Linked DNA regions of Homo sapiens: regions 2 and 3 are each linked to region 1. The links are chromatin contacts, found by Hi-C or POLR2A ChIA-PET in ENCODE. All regions are on one chromosome and are shown on one strand. The core of a region is the stretch at or near the end of the contact, and the rest is flanking DNA. Distances in the headings are between cores, read along the strand shown.

What was found. A loop is a pair of places that touch in the nucleus more often than their neighbours do. ChIA-PET counts read pairs that join two places held with the same protein, here RNA polymerase II (POLR2A). Pooled maps may share reads with other maps.
Region 2: a map of B cell shows a loop between it and region 1 (27-fold over the local background). The contact joins the promoter of CREB3L2 here to the promoter of ZYX in region 1. A Hi-C loop is called at or near these places in 1 of 168 maps with a recorded cell type or tissue (B cell) and 8 of 50 pooled maps. POLR2A ChIA-PET finds 5 or more read pairs at or near these places in 1 of 52 experiments (endothelial cell of umbilical vein).
Region 3: a loop to region 1 is called in a map of psoas muscle, with 30 times the contacts of the local background. The contact joins the promoter of STRA8 here to the promoter of ZYX in region 1. A Hi-C loop is called at or near these places in 1 of 168 maps with a recorded cell type or tissue (psoas muscle). POLR2A ChIA-PET finds 5 or more read pairs at or near these places in 1 of 52 experiments (PC-9).

Annotation. Positions count from the first base shown.
Region 1 is chr7:143,380,023-143,382,722 of GRCh38, forward strand. It overlaps ZYX (zyxin), which reads left to right and starts at 1,323. Exons shown (of 10, transcript NM_003461.5): 1 at 1,323-1,387; 2 at 1,535-1,757; 3 at 2,226-2,425; 4 at 2,571-2,663. The coding sequence starts at 1,550. It overlaps FAM131B-AS2 (FAM131B antisense RNA 2), which reads right to left and starts at 1,003. Exons shown (of 2, transcript NR_161353.1): 1 at 244-1,003; 2 at 1-87. MIR6892 (microRNA 6892) reads left to right here and starts at 2,664; the gene lies at 2,664-2,700. It also overlaps a transcript of FAM131B not described here. RefSeq lists enhancers at 119-1,019, 143-232 and silencers at 733-1,762, 1,793-1,842.
Region 2 is chr7:138,000,637-138,003,336 of GRCh38, forward strand. CREB3L2 (cAMP responsive element binding protein 3 like 2) reads right to left here and starts at 1,450. Exons shown (of 12, transcript NM_194071.4): 1 at 968-1,450. The coding sequence starts at 1,069. It overlaps LOC124901752 (a long non-coding RNA gene), which reads left to right and starts at 1,671. Exons shown (of 3, transcript XR_007060551.1): 1 at 1,671-1,754. RefSeq lists enhancers at 475-1,073, 990-1,129, 1,074-1,671, 1,220-1,309, 1,400-1,469 and 1 more.
Region 3 is chr7:135,232,426-135,235,125 of GRCh38, forward strand. It overlaps STRA8 (stimulated by retinoic acid 8), which reads left to right and starts at 1,413. Exons shown (of 9, transcript NM_001394401.1): 1 at 1,413-1,478.

The DNA.
Region 1 (2,700 bases), core at 73-2,572:
GTGCTCCTTGCCAGTAGAGTGTAGCCGGATTTGGAGGGACTGGACACTCAGTGTGAACAAGACGAAGGCCTCAGGAGGCAGTAAAAGCTGACAAGAGGAGAGAAAATGAAGCGCCTACGGGTGCATACTGGACTAGCGGGCGAAAGGCCATGACTCCTTAGTTTGGAGAAAGAACTGGGGCCGAGATTGGGGAAGTTTCCCAGTGCAATTAAAAAAAAAAAAAAAAAGAACTAGAAGAATTACCCAGGTCTGGCTTCTTTCGTGTAGCCTGGGGCTGAGTCGCAGGCTGAGAAATCCAGTCTGGCCAGTAGGGGGCTCCACCAAGCGCAGTCTCAGAATGCCCAAGAGCTCCACCGTCGCCCGGGGTCTCCACCAAGCGCAGTCTCAGAATGCCCAAGAGCCCCACCGTCGCCCGGGGTCTCCAAGAGGAGTGGGTCGTGGTGGGCGTTGAAGGGCCGTAAAAGACGAGCAGCCCGCGTCCGCGTCCGTCCTCCCGGGTCTCCAGTCCGCAGGCGGCCGCCGCCTCGGCCCCGCCCTCCCACCTCCATTCCCGGCCCCGCGGACCCGAACGGTCCCTCTCGCAACCGATCTGCTGGCTGGGGCGCTGGGGATGCGAATTCCTAGAAGCCTTAAGAGGCTGCCCAGCGTTGGAAGTTCGTATCCCCAAGAATGCTGGAGGTTCCGGCTCACACACCCCCTCCGGGCACAGAGTCAGCTGGGGGGTGCTGGGAGGGAGAACGCCCCGCTCCTCACCCCCCATCCCCGTGCACCCTGGAGCCCAGCTCCATACGTTCGGCCACCCCAGGCGGACTCGGGGTGGCCGGGTAGCGGGTGGTGGCAGGAGGGGACCGGGTAACGGCAGGCCCGAGAGGAGGTCGCTGGGCCGGGCCGGAGGCGCACAGGGGCTGCGTGGCTACCTCGGCGGCACCCGCCCCACCTCCGCCGGCTAAGCCCGGAGGGGGACGGTGAGTCAGATCTCGGGCACCCGCGGGTCGGGCGGGGAGGGGGAGGCAGGTCAGGAAATGACATCAGAGGCCTGTGCTCAGGGAGTGGGGGTCTGAGCCGGGCTGGGGCGGCGGGGGCGGCAGTGAGTGGGGTGGGGGCGAGCGGACCTCGGCGGAGCCTCCGGCCTGAGGCAGGATCAGGGCCCCTTCCTGGGGGAGTTTCCTGCCTGGTCCGCCCTTCCCCGCTCTCCCCGCCCCCTCTCCGGGCCGCTCCTTGTATGGTCTGGGCGCCGCTCTCTCCCCGCCCCCTCTCTTCTCCCTCCCTCCTCCTTCCGTGTGTCCCTCCCCGCCCGGCTGGAGGCTGCTCCGGACCGGGACGCAGAGTCTGCGGACCCGGCGCCGAGGCGGCCACCCGAGACGCGGCGCGCACGCTCCGGCCTGCGGTGAGGCGCGGGGAGCGGCAGGGCGGCCCCACGGGGAGGGGGCGCGGGGCGCCGGGAGGGGGCGAGTGGGGGTCACCAAGGGGAGCTGGGACCGCCTGGGGCTCCTGAGCCCGGCTCCGCGCTGCGTAACCCGGCGACCCACCCCAGCAGCCCGGCCCGGCCATGGCGGCCCCCCGCCCGTCTCCCGCGATCTCCGTTTCGGTCTCGGCTCCGGCTTTTTACGCCCCGCAGAAGAAGTTCGGCCCTGTGGTGGCCCCAAAGCCCAAAGTGAATCCCTTCCGGCCCGGGGACAGCGAGCCTCCCCCGGCACCCGGGGCCCAGCGCGCACAGATGGGCCGGGTGGGCGAGATTCCCCCGCCGCCCCCGGAAGGTATGCGGCGGGGCTTGGGGAATGTACCCCGGCAGGAGCCGGGGTGGGGGGCAGTCGTTTCGGGAATTTGGGGATGTCTGGAAAGGTTGTTGCCGAGGGGGCTGGGCGCAGCCACCCTGTCCCGAGCAGATGTTCTTACCTCATCGTGGAGCTCGTGGCTGGGAGCCAGGGCTCCTGGGACCGTTCCAAGTCCCCCGCCTGGGAGTGGGAGTCGGGAATGTGGGGCACGAATCTTCCCCTCCGGGTCCGTTTTCCGAAGTGTAACGGGAGCTGCACCACTCCTCGGCAGTGCGCCCGGCCTTTCCTGACCTGGTACTCCCAGGGCGCCCTGCGCCCCTCCTTTGCTTCCCCACACGCTCTGGGACCCCTGAGAGAGTTCTTGGGTTAGGGGTTAGAGCGGTTAACTGAGGGGAGCTTGGGTGAGGGGTAGAGGGACCCCGGCCGACGTCTTTCTCCTTCCTACCCCAGACTTTCCCCTGCCTCCACCTCCCCTTGCTGGGGATGGCGACGATGCAGAGGGTGCTCTGGGAGGTGCCTTCCCGCCGCCCCCTCCCCCGATCGAGGAATCATTTCCCCCTGCGCCTCTGGAGGAGGAGATCTTCCCTTCCCCGCCGCCTCCTCCGGAGGAGGAGGGAGGGCCTGAGGCCCCCATACCGCCCCCACCACAGGTACGGAGGCCTGGGAGGGGCGGCTGCACTGGACACCCCCAAGGAGAGGAGAAGAGGGCCCTTTCTTCTTACCTCCCCTGCACCTCTGCCTTGGGGGTGGGGGGATAGAGGCATGGAATAGGTGCTCTGACCTCTGACCCTCTAGCCCAGGGAGAAGGTGAGCAGTATTGATTTGGAGATCGACTCTCTGTCCTCACTGCTGGATGACATGACCAAGAATGATCCTTTCAAAGCCCGGGTAAGGGACCGGAGAGTAGGAAAAGCAGGGCTCAGGG
Region 2 (2,700 bases), core at 200-2,699, 5.4 Mb before region 1:
GGGAAGCAGCCAAGCCTCCAGTGGTTTTCTCATTAGTGTCCCCCCTCACCCCAGCCCCACCCCCATTACAAACGTCTGCATGGATAAGAATCAAACAAAGAGATCTTGCATAAAGTCCTATGATCAGTGCTGGCTATTGAAAACAAAATTTCATTTTGCAAACTTAATACCAAAAACTTGACATTAAAAACTTTAAAAGAAATGTGCGTGCTCTGGGACAGCTTAATCCCCCAAGAGATCTCTGAGGCATTAGTATAAGACTGAACAAGCAACTGGTGAGCTGTCCCACCTTCCCCAGAGCCTTTCTTAAATATGCAACTGTCTCAGATTTTCCATACTCCTCTGCTGGTTTTTCCTCCGAAGAGGGAGGAAGGAGACTTCTTGGTCGTACAGTTTAAGAAAGCAAATAAAGCCGCCTTTCTCCCTAACGTAGAGGAGCCCTTTCAACACACACACACACACACACACACACACACACACACACACACACGTGTACTTTTTAAAATATAAATATGAAAGAAGAGGAAGGGAGGGAGAGAGGGAGAGAGAATACGAGACAGATGAAAAGGAAATGCTACTTAATCTTGTCCAGTTTTTGAAAACCTCAAAAAAAAATCAATAGCAAACTAGGCGGAGGCATGTTATTCTCAAAACACACACTCCCTCTCCCGCATTACAGTACTGTTAACAACAGCAAATGATATTACAGATGGAAAAAGCCTCAGGGAAAAAAGCATGAATTGTTAAAGGAATACAAAGTGGCATTACTCTCATGAGAAATGTAAAGGGGCCAGCTGCCCGCCTTCATCTGCTCAGACATTAAAGTACACCTCGCCCAGGACCTCTTGATTCTGACCATGCCCTGCCCCAAACCCTGCCTTCCCGGGTCCCAGGACTCCAGCTGCTCCTCGCGTGACAACACTTGCCCGCTTTGAAAGCCCTCCTGCCCCGCCCGCCGGGTCCTCACCGTGTGGTACATGAGGGCCTCGCCGTCCCCGGGCTCTGACAGCTCGCTCAGCTTGCGGTCCCACTGCAGCACGCCCTGCTCCCCGCTCTCCAGCACCTCCATGGCGGTGCGGGCCGCGCTGGGCCGAGGATGCTAAGCGCAGGAGGGGACGCGCAGAGCTGCCTCGGACCGGCAAGGTTCCTCTCTCTCCGCGTGTGCTTGCGTGTGTGCGCGCGCGTGTCTGTAGTTTTGCACTTGGAAAGCAAACGTCTGCTCCTCTGCCGGAGAGAGGATGGCCAAGCGCTCCCGTCCGGTGTCCTCGGAGATCCGAGAATCCCCAGGGACACGAGCCGGACCAAAGGCTGCCGGGGCTAAAGCGGGATGTGCATCCAAAATGAAGGCAGAAGACCCGCTCTCATCCCAGGAAAATCCCTTAGCCGCAAGCCCACTTGCCGCTACGGCTCCAGACACAAACTTTGAGGGACCCCAGGGCTCCTCGGCTCTGCTCCAGGACCCAGCTGCGGCCCCACCTCCCTCCAAGGCTTGACCAATTGGATATCCGCCTTGCCTAGCAGACCCAATCAGAAGTCTCATTCTCGGCTTTGTCCCGCCCCCAAAGGCAGAGGCCGCGGGAAGTCTCCGCCCACGCCTTGGAATGTAGCCGGGGAGTGTCTGTGACGTCACCGAGGAACTCCTCCTGCTTGAGCGCGGCCCGCTGTCTGCTGTCGCCTACAGCTGACCAATAGAGGGCTTGGGTCCGGAAGTGATGGACTGGAGGCTTGACTAATGTGAAAGGGGCGTCTGAAAGGTACAGCCAATGAAATAGCGACAAGAATACATTTTGTAAAAGAGGGAGGGTGAGTTCAGTCCTCTTGCTGAGAATCCTCAGAAATTTACCAGCGCGCCGACAGGGGGCGCGAGAGTTGTTGCGCGGGGGGCTTAAACATTTTCGAGTACTTTAGTTCATTTGAATCTCTCGGAATTTTTTTAATGGATTACATATTATACAAAAATACAAATATTCCTCATGCACATACATTTATATTAGTGCAGCTCTAGGAAATTGTCATTGTTCTTCACCTTTTTCGCCCATTTTCTGTTGGGTTCTTCTATTTTTTATGGACTTCACTTATTGTATGTTTTTCTTTCATCTGCTTGATAAGAGTCAATGGCATGCTTTTCCAGGTCCTACAGAAGTGAGCCCAGTCCTTGAATTCATAGAGCTTTTATCTCAGAGGAGTCAGGCAATAAACAAAGAAATAAACATTTAAATTCAGAAAGTGGAAATTGCTATAAAGAAAAATAAAAGCAGGAAAACAGGATGCGTCAAGATCGATGCTATTTTACGTGCTGATCAGGGAAGTTCTTCCTAAAGGAAATGAGATTTCGGGGGAAGCTGGTATTCACGTGATTGCTGGGGAGGCCAGTGTGGCTGCAGCAGAGGTGCTTGGCAGGGAGGGGTGGGAAAGGCCAGAAAGGTGAGCCAGGGCCAGAGCACCAGGCCTGCCTCCTAGAATAGGGAAGAGATGGCCTGTTCTAAAGGAATTCCCCCGAACACTGTGATTCTTCTTCCTCCTTTTTAATTCCAAAAATATAGTTTACCTATCTTAAATATAAAAGCAGGTCTTTGCCAGTTAGCTCTAGAAGTTTCTTACAATGGCACATTCAGGTATTAGCTATTGTGTTGTTTCCTTGGCAAGTATTTTTTGGCGGGTGGAGACAAATGTCTTTGAACTCTATGTTGTCTTTAAAGC
Region 3 (2,700 bases), core at 163-2,662, 8.1 Mb before region 1:
GAATTTTGGAGTGAAATGAACATTTTAAATTTTCCTAGAAAGGCCTGTCTCTACAAAAAAATTAAAAATTAGCATGGTGTGGTGGTGCGGGGCTGTAGTCCCGGCTACTCAGGAGGCTGAGGCAGGAGAATCGCTTGAGCCCGGGAATTCGAGGCTGCAGTGCACTCCAACCTGGGCGACAGAACGAGAACCTGTCTCAGGAAAAAAAAAATGCTAGAAGGGGAGAATGAGAATTGACCCTTACTGGAAGGTTTTTCTGTTTTTATGTGACGGTTTCTTTATATGTGGGACATCATCTCACTGACGTCAAACTTCATGAGTGTCTAAGCCTCCCAGGTACCCTACTGCGTGCTTTCCGTAGCGGCTCGTTGATAGTCCTCTCAGTCCCTGCGAGGTGGATTCTAATCCAGAATCCCCTGCTACGCCTGCTAAGCCTGTGACCCCTGTTTCACCCCTGCCTCAGGAGTGAAGGAGCTCACCCATCAGATGGCAGCAAGGGGGCGCCTGGGCGGAGCCATGCTTCTTGCACCGTGCACTGGCCCTGAGCCGGGCACTTCAAGGGGCTTTGTCCTGCATCTGCTACCAAATGTGTAGGGCCTCGCTAGTACCCCCACCAGTGTCAACCAGATATAGTGGGATCATGAGCATCACGAAATATTGCAGGATATAAGCATACAAGCAAAAAGAAGCCTAAACGAGAGTACATCTATATTTGGGAAGGAAAAATGAATTTTTTTTCCAAACTGAAAGAATACCTACTTCCTACTACCCAGAGTGAACCCCTTTTCTCTCTTATTCTTGATATTTTAATCTGAGCTATTAAAGGTCCCTTCTCTCCACCCCATTTTCTCCCCCCATCCTCTATTTCTTCCTGCCTTATTTAAAATGCTATTTCCCTTTCTCCCTTTTATGCGTTTATTTCCTTCATGCCGTTTTCTCATGTTTTCGCTTGAGGCAGCGAGCCTGGTATTTTGATTCCTTTATCTAAGGGGTTTTCCGTAACCCTCAGGACAACCCTGTAAGCTGGTGGCATTGCCCCATTTGAGAGATGAGAAAACTGGGGCCCAGTGCCAGGTGAGTGGAACCAGCTGGAGGGCATCTACTTAGTCCTCTGAGGACACATGAAGGCTGTGTGGAGCCCCCGAGCTGATTACTGACGCGAGGGTCCCCTCCCTGACCCCTCGCGACCCTGCGAGGTGAGTCAGCCCCGCCCCTCCCTCTTCTCTCTCCTCCCTTTTCTGTCGCCTTCGGACAACTTGTAACACTGTTTCTTCCACTGCCCACACGCCCATTGGCCCGTCACCACGCATCCCCATTGGCTGTGGCGGCCAGGGACAGGGCCGCGATTGGTCCCCACCCCTGTAACGAGGTGCCAGGTCTGTTTTCTGACCCAGACAGGAACCGCGATCCCCACTCCGGCGCACGAAGCCGGGTGACTGCTGTCCCGGGAGTGGGGACGTCGCGTGCACCGTTGGCGAGTAAGTATCCTTTGAACGCTCCTCTCCAGAAAGGTGCCCTTGGGCATATGAGTGTTTGTGTAGACTTGAAAGAATTCAGTGCAGCGGAGCCTAACAGGTGAACTTTTAGCGCGGGGTTCACAGGAGCCTTTTGTATCCGTCACTGTGGCTACCTACATTTTTGAGAGTGATTCTGGATGATGATGATGATGATGATGATGATTATTATTATTATCATTTTGAGACGGAGTTTCGCTCTTGTCACCCAGGCTGGAGTGCAATGGCGAGATCTCAGCTCACTGCAACCTCCGCCTCCCGGGTTCAAGCGATTCTCCTGCCTCAGCTTCCCGAGTAGCTGGAACTACAGGTGTGGGCCACCACGCCCGGCTAATTGTTTGTATTTCTAGTAGAGACAGGGGTTTCACCGTGTTGGCTGGGCTGGTCTCGAACTCCTGACCTCAGGTGATCCGTCCACCTCGGCTTCCCAAAGTGTGGGATTACAGGCAGGAGCCACGGCACCCAGCCAATTCTGGATTATTTTTACATAATTTGATATAGATAGAAAATCAAAGGAAGCTGTCTGTGGGTTGTAGTACATTATGCAGTGTATTATACTGTCTGGGGCTTGCTAATGAGAATGGATCACACTCAAATATTTTGTGGACTGATGCTTAAAAATGAACATTTCTCTGAAATTTGGAGAAGGTGAGGGCATTTTTTTTAAAGTTTAGTCTAGGGAGTTTTTTAAACGTCAGCTCTGAGTGGATATTAAAAAGTGTTTTAATAGGAAAATATGTGGTAATGAAAGTATGCTCTGCTTTATAGAGGACAATTAATAAAAATATGTCATGTGACAGTGTTAATCCTCACAAAATGCCCTTTTAGAAGAAGGTATCAACGAAGCTGCCTCCTAACTTTGTTAGACTGAAAGGTTATGTTTGGCAAGCTGATCTCATGAACAAGGTCGAACACAGCAATAAGTTTTGGTTTTCTTTGTTCACTTGTTTGCTTTTAGACAGAATCTCACTCTGTCACCCAGACTGGAGTGCAGTAGCATGATCTCAGCTCACTGCAACCTCTGCTTCCTAGGCTCAAGTGATCCTCCCAACTCAGCCTCCTGGGTGGCTGGGACTACAGGCACATGACGCCCAGATAATTTTTGTATTTTTTGTAGAAATGGGGTTTGGCCACGTTGCCCAGTCTGGTCTCAAACTCCTGAGCTCAAGTGATCCTCCTGCCTCAG